2 separate regions of the Homo sapiens genome follow, and region 2 is linked to region 1. A link is a loop called in an ENCODE intact Hi-C map of the cell type or tissue named here. Cell type or tissue: natural killer cell. All regions are shown on one strand. Each heading gives the region's core, and the rest is flanking DNA. Links, peaks and the distances in the headings are about the cores only. Region 1 overlaps MAML3 (mastermind like transcriptional coactivator 3). Region 2 overlaps MAML3 (mastermind like transcriptional coactivator 3).

What was found. A loop is a pair of places that touch in the nucleus more often than their neighbours do. Peaks named below come from ENCODE experiments on the same cell type or tissue, not always from the same donor. Only the 100,000 strongest peaks of a DNase experiment are listed, where the experiment ranks them.
Region 2: a loop joins it to region 1, with 8 times the contacts of the local background. A loop is called at or near these places in 1 of 110 quality-filtered maps.

The regions. Positions count from the first base shown.
Region 1 is chr4:139,835,998-139,847,098 of GRCh38, forward strand. The region is part of intron 2 of MAML3 (mastermind like transcriptional coactivator 3); the gene reads right to left. Among named protein-coding and RNA genes, the nearest start is that of MGST2, 180 kb to the left of the region's middle. In natural killer cell, for the core only: a CTCF peak has its summit at 5,488; no DNase peak of the experiment used is centred there; H3K27ac peaks cover 1,785 bases.
Region 2 is chr4:139,892,038-139,903,138 of GRCh38, forward strand. All of the region lies in intron 1 of MAML3 (mastermind like transcriptional coactivator 3), which reads right to left. Among named protein-coding and RNA genes, the nearest start is that of MAML3-AS1, 230 kb to the right of the region's middle. In natural killer cell, for the core only: no CTCF peak of the experiment used is centred there; no DNase peak of the experiment used is centred there; H3K4me3 peaks cover 320 bases; H3K27ac peaks cover 951 bases.

The DNA.
Region 1 (11,101 bases), core at 1,110-9,109:
CCACAGGGGGCCAATGGGACTGTGCAGGAGACAGCGGATGACACAGAACCTTATCAGGGAAGCCAGTAAAGGTGGTAGATCATGTGACCCTTGGCCCTCTAGGGCTGAAATGCCAGTAAGAAGATATTGAACCTCACCATTCTGTCTCTTCACTTTCACGGCAGTTTCTATAGATAAACTACATCATAAAGTGAACCAAAATAACAGACACATAAATAAACAGGTAAATTCACACAGGACCCCAAAGGTGTTATAGAGACCAGACACACATCTACATTTCAGCTCCTCAATCAATTTGTCTGTTTCACCCGCCTATCGTCTGCCAGCTCATCAGTAAATGAAAAAAGCTAGAAGGGGCAATTGGGAGAAAAGCATCAATGCCATAAAAATCACAGACCTCTGCAGTATAGGATTACTGGGGCAGGAGGTAGGGTGGTGACAGGAAATACCCTCAGAGGGTTGTTATGAGAACTATTTCCAATTCAAAACAACAATGATGATCCTCTTTATTCAATTATCAACTTCTGCTGTCTTAATGCCATGTTTTGGGGAGGTCAAATTACCAATTAAAAATGGCATACCACAGTTCCAGCAAGCCAGCCCCAGGAGGTTAGCCAAGTGCTGGAGCCCTCCTTTGATAGAATGGCGAGGGGCCTTTCTGGCTTCCTGGCTCTTGTGCCCTTCTCCAGAGATGTAGGAATGCTGGAGAGCCCGGGCCTATGTTGTTCTTGGTGGAATACAGCATCATTCACACTTACTAAGTTGCTACTGCTATTTGGCTATTTCTCTTAGACAGTATGAGAAACTTTCAGATCTTTAATTTGCTAAAGAATTACTACCTCTGGTCGGGTGCAGTGGCTGAAGCCTGTAATCCCAGCACTTTGGGAGGCCAAGGAGGGCAGATCACCTGAGGTTGGGAGTTTGAGACCAGCCTAACCAACATGGAGAAACCCCATCTCTACTAAAAATACAAAATTAGCCGGGCTTGGTGGTGCATGCCTGCAATCCCAGCTACTCAGGAGGCTGGGGCTGAAGAATCACTTGAACCTGGGAGGTGGATGTTGCTGTGAGCTGAGATCATGCCATTGCACTCCAGCCTGGGCAACAAGAATGAAACTCTGTCTCAAAAAAAAAAAAAAAAAGAAAAGAAAAGAAAAAAAAAGAATTACTAACTCCAATACTAAGCCCAACACCATCCCTATCAAAATCACTTTTCCTGGCCGGCGTGGTGGCTCACACCTGTAATCCCAGCACTTTGGGAGGCCGAGACGGGCGGATCACGAGGTCAGGAGATCGAGACCATCCTGGCTAACACGGTGAAACCCTGTCTTTACTAAAAATACAAAAAAAATTAGCTGGGCCTGGTGGTGGGCGCCTGTAGTCCCAGCTACTTGGGAGGCTGAGGCAGGAGAATGGCATGAACCCGGGAAGTGGACCTTGCAGTGAGCTGAGATCATGCCACTGCACTCTAGCCTGGGTGACACAGCAAGACTCCATCTCCAAAACCAAACAAACAAACACACAAACAAACAAAACAAAATCACTTTTACCGCAAGAGCACAGTTCAGCAATCAGATAAGGCAAAGAAAGGCACTTTCTCCTACATCACAGGAATATTTTATAATACTATTATAAGGATAGGCCAGGCACTGTGGCTCATGCCCGTAATCCCAGCACTGTGGGAGGCCGAGGCAGGCGGATCACCTGAGGTCAGGAGTTCAAGAGCAGACTGGCCAACATGGTGAAGCCCTGTCTCTACTAAAAATACAAAAATTAGCTGGGCATGGTGGCGCATGCCTGTAATCCCAGTTACTTGGGAGGCTGAGGTAGGAGAATTGCTTGAACCTGGGAGTTGGAGTTTGCAGTGAGCCGAGATCACGCCACTGCACTCCAGCCTGTGCTACAGAGTGAGACTCGGTCTCAAAAAAAGAAAAGAAAAAAATATATACATATATATTTATATGGATAATGAAAATCTTTTTGGCTGGGTAAATAAGAGTCATTCTGTACTGTCTGCTTAGATGGAAAGGCTTGAGCATAAGCTGGCTGGGAGATCTATTCATGTTAGATGAGGCTCCCAGCGAGAGCATGGGTACATCGGCCAAGCCTGGGTTGGGACATGTTTTCCCAGATCACCATTATAGGATGACACAAGGTAGCTGGAGGCCACCTTGTATGTGCTGTTCTAACAAGGCTCCCTCTGTTAATAAAGGAGATTTTCATTTGGTCCCAAGGCTACTCTTAATTGTGATATTAGCATGTAAGTGGATCTACAGTTAATTTTCGACCAGGCACTAGATTTTTAGCTTTATTTTGGGGTTTATTTCCTTGAAAATACTGCATTTCGGCAGTATTGCCCTATCTTACAGATGATTCCCTACCCTTGAGATATTCCCTCTGTCTCATATCATTTGGAGTCTAATTTTGGGGAGGAGCGTATCCATTAGATATTGCTCAATTCATCTTTTTCTTCACCCCTGAGCCTCCCTGCTTTGTTTAGTTTGAGGAAAGCAAGCCATTTTTTCTTAGAAAAAGGAATCTTAAGCTTAGTAAAATGCATTTCTGAGAACAAGAGATTCTGAAAGTGTTGCTGTTCAGGTCCCTGAATCAAAAATTTTTATTCCTGGTTCTTCTAAGATGCTTTTTCCATTCTTTCTCTGGTAAATTGGTTGCACTGTCCAAGTTTTCCATAGGAAAAATGGTGTTCTGCTATGTTTGGGACAAGATACTGTTCTGCATGTTCTATTTCCTTTCATCCTAGAATAGAAAAACTTTTATTATTATTATTGTTACTATAAAACACGCACTGCCACTTTCAAAGCATCCCCACAGAATCAAGATGTGGTGTCCTCCTCCCTTCCCTTGATTTGTAATGGTGAGGTTAACAATGGTGTTGTGGTTTGCTTGGCCCCTTGACATAGTGTCAGCAACATAGTTCTAAACAGATTTCTGAGATCTTCTCTTCTGACCCTTGGCTGAAGTCACTTGAAAACATTTACCCTAAAAAATTCAGGTGGGCTAAGTGCCAAGCCTTAGCCAAATCCTCAGTCAAGCTTAAATGTCTTAAGAGAGCTGACTGCTTGAAGCCAGGTGGCTTGCACATCTGCAAGTCTGATTCATGGACACCACTTGCCATCAAGAACGCGCTGGCATCATTCCTCATCAGAGCAGCCTGTGAGCCCCACACACGCCCCTCCCCACTCATCACAAGGAACAAGGTCTAGGTGAAAGATTCAGACAGCAGCACCGGATCCTCTGTTGGCATCAAAAGTCCATTGCTGTCCACCATGACATAAATCAGATCCTCCGGGAGCAAGGGGGTTGAGGGGCAAAAGTACTCTTGAAACACCACTACCAGAATGGGGGGCTAAGGATCAATTGCTTTTGCCATGTTACCCACACCTTCTCAAATACAAATCATCGTGAACTAGCTCATCTTCTGCTATACAGCACCCCATCCAAGTCCAACAGATTTTTTTTTTTTTTTTAATGGAGGGTTCTTTCGTTGGCATTCCTTTTCATCCTTCCCCAAGAGGAATCAACTTAGGGAGCAGATATGCAGCGTGTGTGTACACCCAGCATGTGTTTTCTTGTTCCCACCCTACATTGTTTGTTGAAATAAATATGGAAATAAGGCTGAGCAAGACAGCCAAGCCAGCCAAACTGAAATAAATTCATCACTCATGGGCTCTCAAGGGATGGAAACCGTGCATTTTTTTCTAAATGATTATTTCTGAAGCACTGAAGGAATGGCTATATCACTAATGAGGCCTGTACGCCATGACTGCTGATTATAAATGACCTGCAGAGAGACAAGGAGATAGTGGATATGAAGGGGAGATGGTGGCATGGAGGCGAGGGGAAGCAGCTGCTGTGGAGGCTGCAGCTGCTGGTGGCCAGCAGTGGGGATTACTATCCAAAAGCAACTCTCCCTGCTTTTCTGACCCAGCAGTAAGCCCTCAGAAGAGCATATAATTATTCTGTGTGAATTCAAGTGAGTGGAAAGGGGTCAAAAGCCCCCCAAAGATAGAAAAACGTCTTCTGTATAAGTCTGTATATCACCATGACCATCTCTGTCTTCCTGTGCATGGAAATTCTTGGCAGCATCCCAGGATCTGGAAAAGACCTGGATGGAGACTGCAATGACATATAAACCACACTAAGACACTACATGGTCCCCTGGCTTCTGGCCCCTGGGATCCTCCCTTCATAGCTACGTACTGGGCATACAGAAAAAGAAAGTGCAGATATAAGCAGCACAGTTCATAAGTGGGATGAGAGCTCTCCACAGAGCAGTTGGTAAATTCCAGGCCAGGTGGACAACACTGGACTTGCAAACTAGGTATCCTAATGCTTGGACTGATCAAGCCATGACTGATCTTAACAAAACTTCTCAGAGCTTCGTGATTCGGTGGTACTCTTACTTCACATGATGGGCTTTAGGGAAATGCCAAATACCTCCTGGCATGACCCAGCAAGAATCACCCAGACAGAAGCCCCGGTGCAGTGTGAGCAGCGGCTAGATGAAAAGGCCTGGCAAGGGGTATTCTCGACAAATGAAGGGATCCAGTTCCCAAGGGCAAGGGCAGGATAATGCGGTAGTTGCTTTTCAAAATGAGTGTATCATTGAACTTGAGAAAATGCACTAATTATCCTTACATCCTTATGAACAGGTGGAGGTGGGGAGGAGCTTTTGCAGCCTGTTGAACTAAGAAGCTGTGACAGGGCGTGAGATATGTCAGCAATGCTGGTGGTGCCAGAGGTTTCTGAAGGTAAGGAGGATGTTGCTCTCTCTGCCATGGTGGCCAGCGAGCCCTCACACAACATTATGAAAGGTCTCCAGAACCTTCTCAATTGCCGTGTGCATTGTCCTGCACATAGTTTCATGGACATAGAGTCACATGTGGCAAAAGTGAAGGCCTGGGCTCTGGCTCTTAATGCAACAAGCACTCTGGCTGCTCTAGGTTATCAGCAACTCATCTGGTCACAGTGATTGCAAAATGAACCAAGGATTCTGGGTGATCATCCTCCATATCCTAAATGACTAAAGGGATAACAACATAGAACCAAAAGATATGTGGCTTCCAGCATTATAAGGGAAGTATGGTCACCAAATTTATCAAGGCAATACTCATACATAGGGAGGCAAAAGGAGAAAGACATAAAGGACTAATTATAAAGGTTTACTTAGCTTACTTCCACATTTTAGCCTTGCTGCTGTGCAAGAAAAACACATGCATTTAACTCCCTCTCTGCAGACCTTTTGGGCAACGAAGAGCCACACATCAGCAAAAAGAAAAGCAACAAACAGCAGGCCCCAACATTCCCATTCTTCATCACTGGGGTGAATGCTATGTCCAGCTCTTTCTCTCTCATCTTCTTCATGTAGGGTCAAGGAACAAACAGGGGTTCTCAAATAATCAAACGAAGAAAAGATTTAAAAATCACCCATTTCAAGATGCAAGCGCCTTGCCTTGCTGCTTCCAACAGGAGAGCAGAGAGAATCCCACCAGATGCTGCTTCACTATCGGCGCTGACGCTTTCTAATGAATCTGACCCCTGGCTGCAGCTCTAAAAGGGTGCAGCAGTGTGTCAATGTAAACAGCTAAACCTAGTGTCACGTCAAGTGGTAACAAGGCCACTGCTGGTTTTTTACAAGCGCTGTGCACTTAGCAGATAAAAATGAGCATCCTATCGCTGGTCCCCACAAGTCACACTTATCAACAGTGAGAAGAAACAATGCTTTGTCTGATAGGTGTTGCTTGGTGCCAGTGACAGGAAGTTACATTTCTTACAGGCTGCCCATTAGCATAATGAAAAGGCAAGTAACAGCTGCATTAACAAAATCTTTTTACATGTGTCCACGGTGAGCAGCGCAGAGCTTCCTGATGTTCCCTCTAATAAAGAGAACTAATTACCCTCCACAGTGCCACCTGGGCTAGAGACAACCGATGTCAGGAAAGGGCTTTGACAAACACATTTATTTGTCCAGGACCAAGTCCAGGGCCAGCAACCCCCATTCTTCCTGGTATCAGAGTGGAGCCAGATGCACACAGGATCAATAAAAGGTCCAGAGTTCACTGCAGGCTGGGGGCAGTACCTGCAGACAAGGCATCCCCTGGGAAGACTAGGGCTTCCAGCCTCTGCAGGGGTGATGCTTTCAGAGCCCACACGGAGTACAGATCAACCTGGGCACTGTGACCTGATATTGGGTTGAAGTTCCCATCTGAAACAAGCTGAGAGGTTTGAGGATGCCAAACAAGGAGTTTAAAAGGGAAGGTTGTTTTATTCATGCGAACATACCTGCTTTTTAATAAAACAATGTTAAGCAGATAACTATTTGTTGACATTATTATCCCCTGATTTTACATACAAGGAAACTAATTATGGAATGGGTAAGTGACTGTATCACATATCTAAAAACAGAAAGAGAAGAGAACTCACGTTTACTGCATTCATGAGCATCTACTCATTATCTAGTTTAATTCTTCCCACAATCCTAGAAAGGAGGCATTTTTATTTTTATTTTTATTTGTTTTGAGACAGGATCTTGCTCTGCCACCCAGGCTGGAGTGCAGTGGTGCAATCTTGGCTCACTGCAACCTCCGCCTCCTGGTTCAAGTGATTCTCATGCCTCAGCCTCCCAAGTAGCTGGGATTATAGGTGTGTGCCACCACGCCCAGCTAATTTTTGTGTTTTTAGTAGAGATGAGGTTTCACCGTGTTGGTCAGGCTCGAACTCCTGGCCTCAAGTTATCCGCTTGCCTTTTTTTTTTTTTTTTTTTTTTTTTTTTTTTTTTGAGACAGAGTCTCACTCTGTTGCCCAGGCTGGAGTGCAGTGGCGCCATCTCGGCTCACTGTAACCTCCGCCTCCTGGTTCAAGTGATTCTCTTGCCTCAGCCTCCCGAGTAGCTGGAATTATAGGTGTGTGCCACCATGCCTGGCTAAGTTTTGTATTTCTAGTAAAGTCGGGGGGTTTTCACCATGATGGCCAGGCTGGTCTTGAACCCCTGACTTCAGGTGATCCGCCTACCACAGCCTCCCAAAGTGCTGGGATTACAGTCCCCAGTCACCACGTCCAGCCAAGGCCAGTTCCTTTTGTTAGCTGCAGACGCTTTCTCCAACTTCTTTTCCCTCTAAAGAGAAGGTAAGACTAAACTGATAACTTATGGCATCTGTTCCTCCCAAAAGCTCTACGTGTACCCACCTGATAATGGGGCTTTGGCAATTACCTTACTGCTTCCAACCCAAGTCCTCAATCTACTATGGAGCTCAGCATGCGAAGAAAGGTGACGCCATCTATCTTTTGCCCAAAGCTGAGTACATACTAAGATGTGTCTACTCTCGGGTCCATGTGCTCAAATTTAGAAAACACACCAGAAAATAACTTGATATATCACAATTTTAGATTTACTACCTAGTCCCAATACAGGGAATTAGAATATTTCCAAAATCCTGAACTCAAATCCCAACTTACACTACTGACAGGTCTTAATTACCCATGTTTAAGGACAAGGCAAAAGTAAAACCCAAAACCTGATGAATTAACATTCATAATAAGTTAATCTAGCCCATATTTTCCCTTCTTAGTTCACCAACTGTTTTGCTAGAAAATTTATAGGATTACCTGTTCATAGATGTAGGTAATTATATACAGTTGGGGTTTCTCTAGAAATGACTCCTGAAGTATCTTAATTCGGAGTCTTCTAATGAAATTGCTACTATCTCCAGTTTAATAACCAAATTATTACTGTCCTGCTTGGTCTGATCACGTCCTAGTCTGGACCTCAGCTTCTGTTTCAAAAAATGAGCATTTCTTCACTTCCTGAGACCTCACTGTTTGGGTCTGATGAAGCAACTTCCCATGGACGGCATTGTAGCCATCGAGAGAAACCCCACTCACCAAAGGAGAAAGCTTGGCCCACAGGGCCCCTGGGAGGTGCCATTTTCATCTTCTATTGCACTGCGCTGACATTTTTAAATTATAATGACTCCATATCCCAAATGAGTCCTAAGAACATTCTGAATCAGCTAATTAATAAATCAATTGCTCTTCAGGATGGCATTTATCAAATTCACAACTAATATGTGAGGTGCGGGTAGAGTGGAAGTCTGCAGCTGCTACACCTCTGGCTCTGGTAGGACCCAGCTTGTTCCAAAACCTCTGTTGCACTCTGGCTGTAAGCGAAACACCTTCAAGTTTCTATGCATACTATTTGAGTCCATTGGGATACAATTTCATCATCAGAGACAACATCTTATGCAATAATGAGTAGTTGCCTAAAGAATGAAGAACAGGAGCATCCCTACTAATCAGACACTCAGTGTCCCATATGGTGATGGTAATTGAAACATCCTTCTGGTCACACTGTTGAACTAAGATTGAAATCAATTAGATGCCACTGTTTAGATGTTGGTGGCATTGTGCTGTCTTTTTCTTGGCACAGAGATGATGTGGGAGTTAACAATACCAAGCAAGGCATCCTACTTCACCAAGAGTGGACCACTGGTGAACTCTCAATCCCTTAAAACCTGATAATTTCTACAGGCTTCAGAATCACTGCCAACATCCTGAAAATCAGTTGTGACAATAAGGCTGTCAGAGCAGTGTGTACTGCTCTTAATCATCTACTTAGTGTCTCTTTCTTGGTCATAGACTGTACCTTCCTTACCACTGCAGCCACATGGCTCCTCTTCACATGCTGTTGTTGACAGTGTGGGTGGGATATAGGGATGGTGGGCAGCTGCCCAAATTTTCTGTTCATCAATAGTGGGATGACATAAAATGAGACCAGAAGACAAGACTGCAGAGAGCCTGGGGACAGGTTGAGTAAGAAGCAGAGAGCTGCTGTCCAGATGCCAGAGAGCTGAACAAAAGCCTGCCATTTGTTTAGTCCTATTCTGGCTCACACTATTCACCTTCCTTTCCTTTTGATATCATCAATATGGTTTTTCTCCTGGAAGAGACTTTCTATTTCTCTTTCTCTCTCTCTGTCTGTCTCTCTCTCTGTCTCTCTCTCTCTCTCTCCCTCTGCCCCAACACAGCATCCCTTTTGATGAGATAATGGGTGTTGACTTGCAGTCCAATACTTACTAAAGCCTGATGGCTCTACAAATTACTTAGACAGAATCTAATCCTGAGGGTAGGTATCAATGATAGGGTATGTGTGTGGGGAATCAGAAATGGCATGTTGTCCTACAGAGAGGTCACACCAAAGAAGTAAGAAGATGGGAAAGAAGAAGTGAGGGTGGTGACAGAGAGGGGGAACTAGACATGTGGCTGCATTAGACAGAGTACACAGAAGGGAGGCTCAATGTGGACATGGGAAAAGGTATATTCATTAAGAATGAAAATAGAAGAGGGCTTCTTTATTCAAGTTCTGGGTGTCTGAATCAGGTCAAACTGGCAGAGACACATAGGTAGAAATTGAAGTTAGAAAAATTAAATAAGTGCAAGGAAATCATATTTTGCTGTGTAAGTTCATTTCTAAACATACAGATGTCAGAGAGTTTTGATAAATGCTCATATTCTTTTCATGATTGTACTAAGATCTCACACGGTAAATGACATCAGGAGTTAGAATGGATTGAGATCAAGACAAAGCAGGAACCTACTTTGAATAAAATTTTACTCATCTCAGTATTTTTGGATGTTTCCTTTATCTGAACTAAAGCACTTCATATGATGTCATCTCTTATTTTCTCTTTTGTAGTCTCCTTTATAAATCTATGGTGAATGGTATAGAATAGTTTCATTGGTACCACAATCCCCTTATACCTGATATTATGATAATTCTGAAATACAAACTGAATAAATACATAGGTCATTTTCAAAATGATTTTTATTTGCTCAACAGATTGAATCTGTGCAGTAGTAAAATTACAGTTCGTTAAGTAAATCTTGAGTCAGAGTAAGGTTTAGCAGGGTAATGTTGATCTTTAACCCCTTCATCTAGAATATATTTTTAGGAGTGGGAGGAAATCCCAACATCTATATAAACAGAGAACTCAGAGTTTGAAATGCTCCAAGCAGACATAGTTATTTGTGACAGCTTGACAGTGACAAAAAATCCAGGAGCTGAAATGCTTTCTCCTCGGCTTATGAGTGGCTTTTTATGCAAATCTTGATAGATCATTTTATGCCTTAATTTTCCTACCTACAGATTGCCAGAAGCCTTGGTGACTAAACTATGGCTTATAAGAAGCTAGCACTGTACTTTATTTTTATTTTACTAGACAGACTCTATCACCAAACTACATATTTTTGTCTGTAAGAGGAAGAGTTTAAGAAAGAAACAACCTACTAATAATAGTTTAAATATTATTTTATATTTAAAGATGTATTTTATTTTATTTATTTTAATTTGTGAGACAGGGTCTCACTCTGTCACCCAGGCTGGAGTGCAGTGGCACAATCATAGCTTACTGCAGCCTCAACCTCCCTGGACTCAGGTGATCCTCCTACCTCAGCCTCCCAAGTAGCTGGGACTATAGGCGTGCACCACCACACCAGGATAAGTTTTGTATTTTTTGCAGAGACGGGGTTCTGCCATATTGCCCAGATTGGTCTCGAACTCCTGGGCTCAAGCAATCCACCCACCCTGGCCTCCCAAAGTGCAGGGATTACAGACGTGAGCCACCATGCCCAGACTAAAGATGTATTTTAAAATAGCCATTAGTTTATATGACTTTTGGTAGCAGACAGAGCTTTTCTTTACAGGCACAGTCTTTAAAATACAGCTCCATTAAAACATTTTTGCTTCTGGCCTTCTCCAGTATACTTCAAATACCTATTGCATGGCTTTATTAGGATATCCTTTAATTTAGAAAATCAAGGTGATTCATTGTAATCTTTTGGAGGAAAATTGTGTGTTTTCCCCAGTGAGGCCATGTCACAATTCTTTGATAGCACAAAGGTGGGGAAAACCCCAAAAGTGTAATGAGACTGGAGGGATCTGCTTCTTCCCACATCATTCAGTAAGATTTTCACAGTTCACACTTAGGATTTTCCGAATCTATGAGAAGACAGGCCAGAGACAGGGTAATGGGACTGAGTGCTGACTGATTTGCAAATGGTACAAATTTCACCACTTGACAAATCT
Region 2 (11,101 bases), core at 1,644-9,643, 57 kb after region 1:
ACAACAGCTTCAACTATCTTCTCTAGGCTGACGGCCCCAAAAGATGCTCATCTTCCCAGGCTCACAAAACTGGGCTGGGTACATTGTTTTGGGGTCGTCAGCCTAGAGAAGATAGTTGAAGCAGGCTCATTGGATTAGTGCTCAGCTCCACTAAATCCAATGTTCTCCTGCTGGATATTTCATGGACATCTAAAACTCAACATGTCTCAACACTGAGCTTATTATCCTTTGTTACCCAAACCAGATCCTCATCACTGTTCCCCATCTCAGTATCTATCCATTTATTCAAGTCAGATACTTGAGCATTTTTCTTGAAACCTCCCACGTCAGCAATCACCAAGTCCTATGGATTCCACCTCCAAAATATAACTAATATGCCCCCTCATCTCCTTCCTCCCTTACTGTTACTGTCCTTGGCCAGGATACCATTATCTCTTACTAGATTGTTGCAGCCATCTTCTAACTCGTCTTTTACGCTTTGCCTCCATTCATTTGCTCTTTAGTCTATTTTTTTATTTACTGTTTTGTGTTCCCTGAATCTACTCCTTATAATGCCACATTTTCCAAAAAAAAAAAAAAAAAATAGACTGCCTTTCTTGTGTATAACTCTGCAATGATTTCCACTGTCTTTAGGTTAAAGTCCAAATCGGGGCCGGGAGCGGTGGCTCACGCGGTCAGGAGATTGAGACCACCCTGGCAAACACGGTGAAACCCCATCTGTGCTTAAAAAAAAAATTCAAAAAATTAGCCGGGCGTGGTGGCGGGCGCCTTTAGTCCCAGCTACTTGAGAGGCTGAGGCAGGAGAATGGCATGAACCCGGGAGGTGGAGCTTGCAGTGAGCCGAGATCGTGCCACTGCACTCCAGCCTGGGTGATAGAGCGAGACTCCGTCTCAAAAAAAAAAAAAAAAAAAAGTCCAAACTGACTCTTGCCAAAAACCACCTGGCTCCTGCTCATCTTTCCAGGCTCACCTTTTTGCCTCTCTATTCAGCATCTCCTCCCCTCTTCTCCCTTACCCTACATTTTCCATAAACTCTCTTGAGACTTATAGTTCCTTAAAGGTGCTGATACTCCGGTTTCTCTTCAGAGCCTAGAATTCTTTCACCTTTACGGTGCTAAGCTTCCTTCTGCCTCTAGGGCATTGTCCATGTTGTTTTGTTTTCTTGGAACGTCCTCCTGCTCCCTCTCCTCTTCCCCTGGGTAATAGCTGCTTATTTTTCAGGTTAGATCTTAGATTTCACTTACTCTAGGAAATCTTCTCTTATACTCTTCTCCACCCTAGTTATATGTTAGGTGCCTTCCTTGACCAACTATACTAGGTTGGATGTCCTGAAATAGGTCTTTCCAAGCAGTCTGTACTTCACTACCATAGCTTTTTCACACTTTGGGGCAGCTGCTTAAGTGTCTGTTTGGTGAGTTCCAAGAAGGTAGGAACCGTGGCTGACGTGCTTACTGTGTAAGCACCACAGGCCTGCACCCAGTCCTCAGGTTCATGGCAGGGGTTAATAAACAATTGCAAATGGAATGAATCATTCTATTGTCTAATTCACAGGGCTAAGAGAAGAGTTTGAATCTGAGCAGGAGGCAGCCCCATTGACCATAAGGAATGCCTGATTCCAGCCTCTACATTCCTGGTTTTGGGAGTGATAGATCTCTTACCCTAAAGAGTGTTATCCACTTAACTGGACTCATTTTAAAAGTCCAGTTATGAAGTCTTGCTAACTCTATGGATTTATCAATTATAAACCTAACTCATCTGTGTGCTGCTTTCCTTTCTGTCAGAAAGGGCCAGTGCATGTGGCCGTGGTGAAAGAGCTTGGCATAGAATAGCTACTGGGGAGATGCTTGCTGAGTGACAGAGGGGCAACTGGGAGGGGTTAGAAGGGTTTCAGTGACTTTACATAGTTGCAGGCAGAAGACAGAATGACAGGGTAGGAGAGAAAAGGCTTAGTGGTCTTTCCACTCGGGTACTCTCTTATTCTTGGCAAGGTGCCGTGTATTACAGAACCAATGCAAGAGAGGGGGAGGATTCCCTCTGCCCCTGACACCTGAACACTCACATGTGAAACTGCCAGGCCTCTAGAGGAGCACCATGGATAATAAAACTAATGTGCAGATGCGGTAAAGTTCACAAAGTGTCATTTTACTGCTAGGTGCTTTTTCATAAGTAGATGATTATATTTGAAAAGTATGGCCAGGCACAGTAGCTCACGCCTGTAATCCCAGCACTTTGGGAGGCTGAGGTGGGCAGATCGCGAGGTCAAGAGATTGAGACCATCCTGGCCAACACGGTGAAACCCCGTCTCTACTAAAAATACAAAATTTTGCTGGGGTGGTGGCACACACCTGTATAGTCCCAGCTACTCAGGAGACTGAGGCAGGAGAATCACTTGAACCTGGGAGGCAGGGGCTACAGTGAGCTGAGATCGTGCCACTGCACTCTAGCCTGCTGACAGAGCAAGACTCCATCTTAAAAAAGAAAGAAAGAAAGAAAGAAAGAAAGAAAGAAAGAAAGAAAGAAAGAAAGAAAAGTAAACAGAGTAGAAAGGGCCCTTGAGTAAAAGTCCAGTCTAACCCTTGTTCCTAAATCTTATATTTTTACAACATCAAACACAGCCCATAGTCATTTGATAGAGACCCTCGAACTGCTGAACACAAGGCCCTAACGGGAACATGTTAGAATTTGACGGAAAAAAAAATACTGGCTCAACTCATTGTATTACACAGAAACTGCTAGAAAATGATATTATTTATTGGACAAGGCAAGATACCATGGTTTTGATCAGAAGTATGGAAGATACTTGAACATAGCTCCAAACATAGCAGCAAGATCAAATATCACAGCTTTAGGACTTAAAGGAAATGAAGGTTAGGGCTTTTGGCACCTCCTGGAGTGATGTTAACCTTCAAAACATAAGCATTTGTCTTAACAATGAACTGACTCGATTTTAGAAAGTCCAAGTCCATGACTCTGTTCCAGGTCATGCAATGAATGGAGCAGGACAGAGAAGGAAACGAAGCTGGTCCATTTGTTTCTCTGTAAAATGGTGGTGGCCAAGACCATACAGTCAGGCAGTTCTGGCTGGAAACCCAAGTTTCACCTCTTACGGCTGAGTGAGCAGCTGGGTGAGGCAGTACAGTGAGAATTAGAGAAACAGGAGCACTGGCTCTGGAGTTAGAAAGCTTGAGTTCAAATCCAACATCACCTACCTAGGAGCTAATACATATCAATATTGTCTGGTTCTTAAGAAATGTTGGCTATGATACCTTCCATTAGAATATAAGTTACATGAAGGCAGGGGTTCTTCCATTTTGTTTCCAGTAGCTCAGAATAGACAATAAATACATGTTGAATAAATGAATCCTGGAAAACTTATTTAACCTCTCCTAAGCCTTGGTTTCCTTACCTGCAAAGTGGGTCAATAATATCTAGCTCACAGAGTTACCGTGAGTCTGAGGTTAAATGAAATAATGTAGGGAGCACTTAGCCTCACACCTGATACCAGTAAACACCCACTAAGTCTTAGCTTTACCATTTTCAAAATTCAGTGATACAAATAGTTACAACTGCAACTGAGAAGGAATGCTTACTGGATCTTCAAAACACAAATAGGTAGGGTATTTCTGTTCTCTAGCCAGCAAAACCCTAATGTTTTCTAAGCATCTGATGTAGCTTTTTTAATATGAACAACAAAAATCAAATTTGCAATTCAAGTCCAAGTGCTAATGCATTCATGTCCTAGATTGTAGAACAGCAGAGGCTAGATCGTTGAGGTTCGAATCAAATACATTTTCAGCATGCCACCTGATTGGAGCCTCCGAGTGTTCCCTTTCCTCCAGGGCCTAAAGTTCTCCACTGCATGCCCCTTTAACCCAAATCTTGATTTATATATTTCATGTATCTGCATTTTGGAATATAAGAAAGACATTATCGAAGATGCTGTGCTATAATTTTTATGTTTTGTTTTGTTATGTCCAAAATAGCAGAGCAATCTTAGCATCCCTTCTGTCTGCCTCATCATCCTTTGCTATATGGAAAGGTGGTCTGGGAGTCTAATTCTCTTTATGTTCCTCATGGGAGACAGAGGGAGGCGGAGAGGGAGACACAGAGCCAGCTATGTGGCTGAGAAGGCTGATTCACAAGCTCCCTGCTCAGAGAACATGGGAATGCCTGGCTGCGCACAGGGAAATGTCCCTGTGACTTTCCTCTCCTCAAGACTCAGGGCAGAGTCTCATCCCAAATAGCCTTATCTTAGGAAGTCCCTGGCCCTTCTGCCTCGCAAAGCCCGAAGCCTCTTAGTATGACTGCACCCTCGTGGAAGAATCACAGAAACTCTTTCCTGAGCATCAGCCTCCTTGCTCTTGTATTACTATTATTACATATAAATGTTTTCTCCCATTAGGTGAAGCTGTGGTGCCAGGAGCTGAAGTATGCTGTTCATCCAATGCCTATGACAATATGGGCTGCTATCATGTGTCAATTACTCTGAAGGAAACAATTCATCTTCCATAATGGCTCCAGCGCAAGTCCCTCATTTAGTGTGGCTTGATGGCTTGTTTCTGTGAAACTGGTGTGTGTGTGTGTGTGTGTGTGTGGTATGTGGTGTGTGTGTGTGAGAGAGAGAGAGAAAGACAGACAGTGAAACTGAGAGGCAGAGAGAGACAGAATGGGGAGTGGGAGGGTTGTGCATTATGTCCAAACCAGTAGTAATAAGAATAGCTGTGCCTTTGGAATTACAAAGAACTTTCACACAGAATCATATTTTATCCTCACCACAAACCTGTGGGGAAGGCTATGTGCTGGCTGGATGGTTCTACAGGGAAAGGGGCAGTGTTTTGGAGAGGGTGTGGTGGGCGAGGGTGCATGACACCCACAGCAAGGAGGAGCATGGCTAAGATTACCAGGCCTCTGCTGACACGGGGGCCCCCAATCCTAGCAGATTCTTGAGGTGTTCCATGGGCCAGAGTGTCCATGACAAAGAGGTCTTTTATTCCATTAGACTTTTAGCAGTGCTGGCAAGTCAGATAAACTCTTACTGTCCTGTCCCTGATTTTGCACGAAGTTGGGCAGGATCACAGAGCTTGGGAATAAAGATAGTGATGCTACTATTAATAATGAAGATTCTAAGATGGAAGACATCCAATTTCTAATGTCCAACTCTAGTAAACCACCATATTCCTTCTCTCCTGCTCCCAATGATTCTAAAAGATAGGTTTTATTACAATCATCTTGCAGAGGCATCGTGGGTTAAGCAGTGTGTCTGAAATTACAGAACTCAGGGGGCTGGGCAGAAGATGGCTAAACCCAGATTCAAATTCAAACTCAGGTCTGACTCCTCCATAAGCCACACTGCACCCTCATCCAGGACTGGACGAAGCACAGTCATGCCCTCATCAAAGGCATGGGGTTCTGATGCCACCTGTGATATGCTTTCTCAGATTGTGCTTTCGGGGATCTTCCTTGGTTCCAGCATTTCCCCACCAACCATACCCAATTAAACCTCAAGAACTATCCATTCTATGAATTTTAGTCTCATCTTCCGCCCACAATGCCACTACCCCATTCAGAGTCTCAATATGTCTCTCATGAATTTCTGTAGCAGCTCCTGACCAGCCTCAGTCTCGCCACCTCCAACCCATTCTCTGCATCGTGGCTGTGGTTTTCTCCATACATTGTGAATCTGATCATGCCCGTTCTTCACTTTAAGCTTTTCTAAAGCTGTCCACCATCTTCAGCATCATTCAGGTCTGGCACACAGGCCTTCTGACTGGATCCTCATCCCAGCTAAACTCTCCAGGCTTAGCCATTACCTCTCATCTTCCCCGACTTACCCCGCAACCCCACTCAACTCCAAACTTTCAGCTATGCTTAATTATTTGCAGTTCCCAGGACATACCACATTTGTTTTCTCTCTTTCTGAGCCTTTGCATATTTTACACTTAACCAACTTCTTCACCTGACCAATTCTATGTGTCCTTTACAATTCAGTTTAGACATTACCTACTCCACAGTCTCTCTTGACAGCCATTTCCTACAACTCCTGATGTTGGTTAAGAGACCCTCCATGACATTCTAATTCATATCACACTATAACTATTTTCCTTCATGGATGAATGAATGAATGCTAAAAAGAGCTCTCAAATAACCACAATGAGTTAGTGTAATTGATCCCCAAAGCAGGCTCTTGAAAATGTTGGACTGCATAGTGTTCTCAGAATAAACGTATAATTTCTGTTGGTTAGTTTAAAATACTGAAAATGGACTATCTCCTTAATATTTTTGAGGACTCTAAGGGTCCAGGGAATCCCTGATGAGAACCACTAGAGAACATACGAAGTGATTTGTGGAAAAGAAAACTGAAACTGAAATCCAGAGACTTTAAGCGACATTACCATGGTCACATGTTTTCACATGAATGTAAACCCCAAACGCTGCTTATTTTCAGACTTGAATTTTAAATTTCCATACAAAGGCTTCAAGTGGTTCTCACCCACTATAGCAGCCTCTTCAACCAAAAGTGTGAGTGAGCTTCCTTCACCAGCTGGTAGAGACACAAGTCTTTCCCAAGGCTTGAAGATAAGAGAGTCTTAGCTTGCAGATGCTATAACTAGTTTAGAGGCTCAAAGAGAACATTTTGGTCATTTTGATCTGTTCTGGTCAAACTAGAAGATGATTCACTGGAATCAATTATCACATGCTTATTCTCTTTCCATTCTACCAGCAGGTAATAAGCCTATGAACACATGGATGAATTTGACCTGCTTATGTAATGAATGACCCAGAATACTCATGTGCTAGATATTTTAATGAGTAGAATAGGAAGAGTGCGCAAAACATTTCCAGAACTGTCTTCTAGATTTAAGTGCCCTTAGAAAGGATCTTGAGCGTTATTTAGAGGTTTGATTTTCTTTAGTAATTTTCCAACTTTAATGTAACTAGTGACCTGAGAACCTGTTAAAAATGCAGATTTCTTGATCCCACCTTCATAGTTTCTAATTAAGTAGCCCAGATTGGGACACAAGGTGGGGGCACAGGTATCTAAAGAAACTGAATAAAAACCTGATTCTTCCGGGGCTGTTGGCCTAGGATTCCCCAGGTTTTAGAAATTCTGATCTAGATTAATAATTCTGTTGGATTCTGACACTGTGAGGTTGGTGGTGTGATTTTTTTAAGTATGCATACACATACAAATCCAATGTCACTACAAAATGTTCCTGAGTTGATTGGTGATACTCTGGGGGCTCTCATAAACAGAACTAAGAAACAGTGCTCTAGATGGGGCTTTTTGAAACCTTAGAGGATTCTGAATTCTGCAGAAGCTTGCTGGATTTCTAGAATATTTTTCATAAAAATGTGTATTTTTAAAAACATTTTAGGTTTCTCTGAGCACAGTAATATCCCTGACCATTTCCCCCTCCACATTATATATTTCCCTTCACTTTCATTCAGTGAACTGAGGGGTGCTCTGTGTCTGCGTGTCGGGCTCTGCGCCAGGTGCCAAAGGCTCAACTCACTCCCCAGAGCAAAGTCTATGCCAAAAAGTGACCACATGCCACACATATGTTGAAAAAAGTTGGATACATTTGTTTTAGAGAGATCTATGTGCAGGGCAGACTAACAGGAAAAGAAAAAGAAAAATCTTATTACAACTCCCGAAGCCTCCCTTGGTAATCTTATAGACTCCTAACATTACTTAGACAGAAAACAACTTTACTCTCTATGAGTAAATGAATTTGAATTTTAAAATTATGTATATAATCTGTATATATCACATATAATATTGCCATAAGAGCCAAGTGTTTAAAACCTCTGCTTTCGACCATCCCAGAATGCGGCTTCCCTGTACCTGTTCAGTGGGAAATGCTGGATCTCTGGAGGGGGTGTCAGCCGTAAGCAGTTAAAAATCTCCATTCTGAAATCCTCCAGGAAGAAAAGGATCCTCTTTAAAGGGGCCTCACCCTCTTAGTGGGCATCTGAAATAATAGCTGCAGAGTCCCAAGGGACTACGGGGGCACCGCGGAGCCCCCAGCCCAGGGGACAGAACCACTCAAAACATTTTAAGGTACTTTGAGGTTATTTTTAGAAATGACCATGATCTTTTTTCTTTCTGCTATGGTTCACATTTAAAACTCTATTCCCAAAAAGTCTTGGAAGTACATAAGGCTGATGGTGCCTCTTTTCAATGTTTGGAACATGAGCACCCATCCAATTCCAGCTGTAAGTGCTAAAGCAACATCCTGATTTAATGACTCTTTAAAAATATTTTAAATCTTTTTTGGGGGTGTGGCTGAATCTTTAGGTATGTTTTTATCCTTTAATTATGCTTAAACATGTAATAAGTACCAACTGAATGCACAACAACATATTGGGAATGGATCGTAAAACATCAGGAGCAGTGGCAGCTGAAGTCCTCCACATTTAGAAACTCTAAGTTCCAAGATCCCCTCAAATCTCCAAATTTCCAAATACATAAATGTTTTTACAGGCTCCTGGCTTTCTCCCAGTGGAATGAATAAATTATATTTTCATCACAAGTCACAGGAATCCTGTGTAGTCTCTGTATCCGAAGTTATAAAGTTTTTCACAAACTCTATACGTGCAGTTTAAACTGGTGTTAACAAAATTATCAACTACTCATTAAAAGCAAGACTGTTATCTTTGCAAATGCTAAGGCCATATGATTTTCAAATCTCACGTAGTTTTCAGTAGAATGCTCTAAACTTCTAAGTTTTTATCACAGAAGTTGACTCACTGCTTACTAAATGTTTCAATATATTATTGTCATACAATATTCTAATTGACTGAGAGCTAACCAGCCAGGCATTGAGCTAAGTGCTTTACATATCTTACCTCGATTAACCCTCACAATAACTTAAAGGACAGGAATGGGTTCAGAGAGGACAGGTAGTTTGTCCTAGGGCACACAGCACAGCCCTACTCAGTTATGCCTGCCTCTCAAATCTATGCTCTCACCTACTCTGCTATTTTGCATCTGATGACTTCTGTCCCAATCAAACTGCAGCAAACCTGCTTAGAAATTCTGGGAAAGTGTTTTAGACACCTGTGTCATGACGCTCTAAAGGGGATGTGTTCATGTCTTTGAGTCAGATCTGGCTGATTCACAGAAAAGCCTTGTGCTTCCTCTACAAGGAAAGATGTCACTCTGCAAATTTAGCATGTGTTTGAGAAGTGATGATGGCTGCAGCCCTGAAAACTTCAGAAGAGAGCAAATGTGTGCATCCCAGCGGTAGCTTCCTTCACTCAGTAGCTTTCTGTAGGAAAAAGCTCCACTGAGACTGGTAGTTGCCATCAGCATTCCACAATCTGAACCCTGTACTGCTCTGTTGTTTCATATACATAAATACACACACATATAACATTACATTTATTTTTAAGGACAAGAAACAATATCCTTAGGAATATCTCCTGATAATCTCCCACTAGAAGTCATGAATACATTTTCTATTCAAACATGCTTGTATACATGACCTTGCCTTACAATCTGAAATTCCTAATGGGATTTTATTTAGAGCTGTAAAGAAATGCCGGTAAAGGAGGTTGGTGAGGAAGAAGGGAAGGCTTTCCTCCCCATAAGGGAGGAGGATGGCAAATGAAAAGATCAGATCTTATCTGCATCATTCACAGCTGGAGACTTACACCAACAACACAGACCAAAGAATAGGCATGTTAGAACTAAGCGTGAGGTTTCGATTTGTTTATTTTCTGGAAGGAGGGAGGCGGGAAGGAGCAATATTTCAGGGAGGCTGAGTATTTTTCTCTCCCTTGGGGAGGATTCAACAATCTTTTTATTTCATTGTTTACTTAAAATGTCCTTTCTTTTCAATAAGGAATTCTCATTTTTGTTTTCAGCCCTTCCAAAAGACTGTTTTCCTCAACAGCACTGAAGTCGTGCACCAGCCTAGCAGGATGCGAACAGCCAGGGTGCCCAGACCTGAGACTGCTTTTGAATAAAATCCCATCACATGTTTATCTCCCTTTGGAAAACAAAAGTATTGAAATAAGATCTCTTACTCGATAAAAAGCCTCGTGTTTCCCTCAAAGAGGCCAGACACTGCTCTTTCTTGTGAGATGCAGTTTGCATAAAGCAGTACTCCCAGGCAGCTAAGAGCTACCCTCCTGGAAGAGAATTTCCAGTTTCTCTCATTCTCTCCTTCTCTCCTTCCCCTGGACACACACGCAGGCGCGCACGCACACGCACACACACGCACACACACACGCACACACACACACACGTCTCAATGAGCGAGCAAACAGGACATAATTCTTATTTCTAGACAGCATCTGACTCCCAGGCCTCCATCCTCCATTTCACAACAGATTTTTACTCCAAACCTGAGGGGGCTTAGGGACTTGCCTTCATTGACCAATTACGGAACTGTCATTATTTGCATGTCTTTTGAGTAACTTTGTTAATAAACAGAAACCAAGGCAGGAGGAGAGAATTTTTCTCTCCGGGATGAATCCCCCATGGATGAAGAAGATACCCACAGACAGACAGGCACGTTCTCACATACAGGCAAACATGGAAGTCATTTGAGCCGCTCTGAAAATTTTCAGCCAGGCGGAGGTACACACCACACATTCAGCCCGTAAACAGCAGAGCTCTGGAGCCTGGCGGCAGAGCTTTCATCTGTGGGGCAAAGCGGCTCGGCTTCATCCCACCAGCTGAAATTCATTTTTCAAAAGAAATTAGACCAAGGTACTGTTGTTATAGCAACAGTCAGAGTCATTTACACAGCCTCTTCCGCACAACCTCACTGACTTCTGTGGGCAGCGATTTCAATTATGTACAGGGAGTGACCAAGGCTGAGCCCGGGTGGACCCTTTAGTGCCCCTTTAAGACGTGGCAGCCTAAAACCTCTGTGTCCAATCTGAAGCTAAAAGACAACAAGACTTCATCGTGATCCACAGACCTCTTCCAGTCCTGAAAGTCCAATGAGCAGTGAAGACAGGAAGAAAACCTTCCGATCCAATGTTTTCATCTCCTGGGTAGGAACTGGACATGTGACCATTGAATTTCCTGGGTTAACCAAGTACTGGCCATTTCAGAACAGGAATTTCCAGTGAAGACAGTAATGTT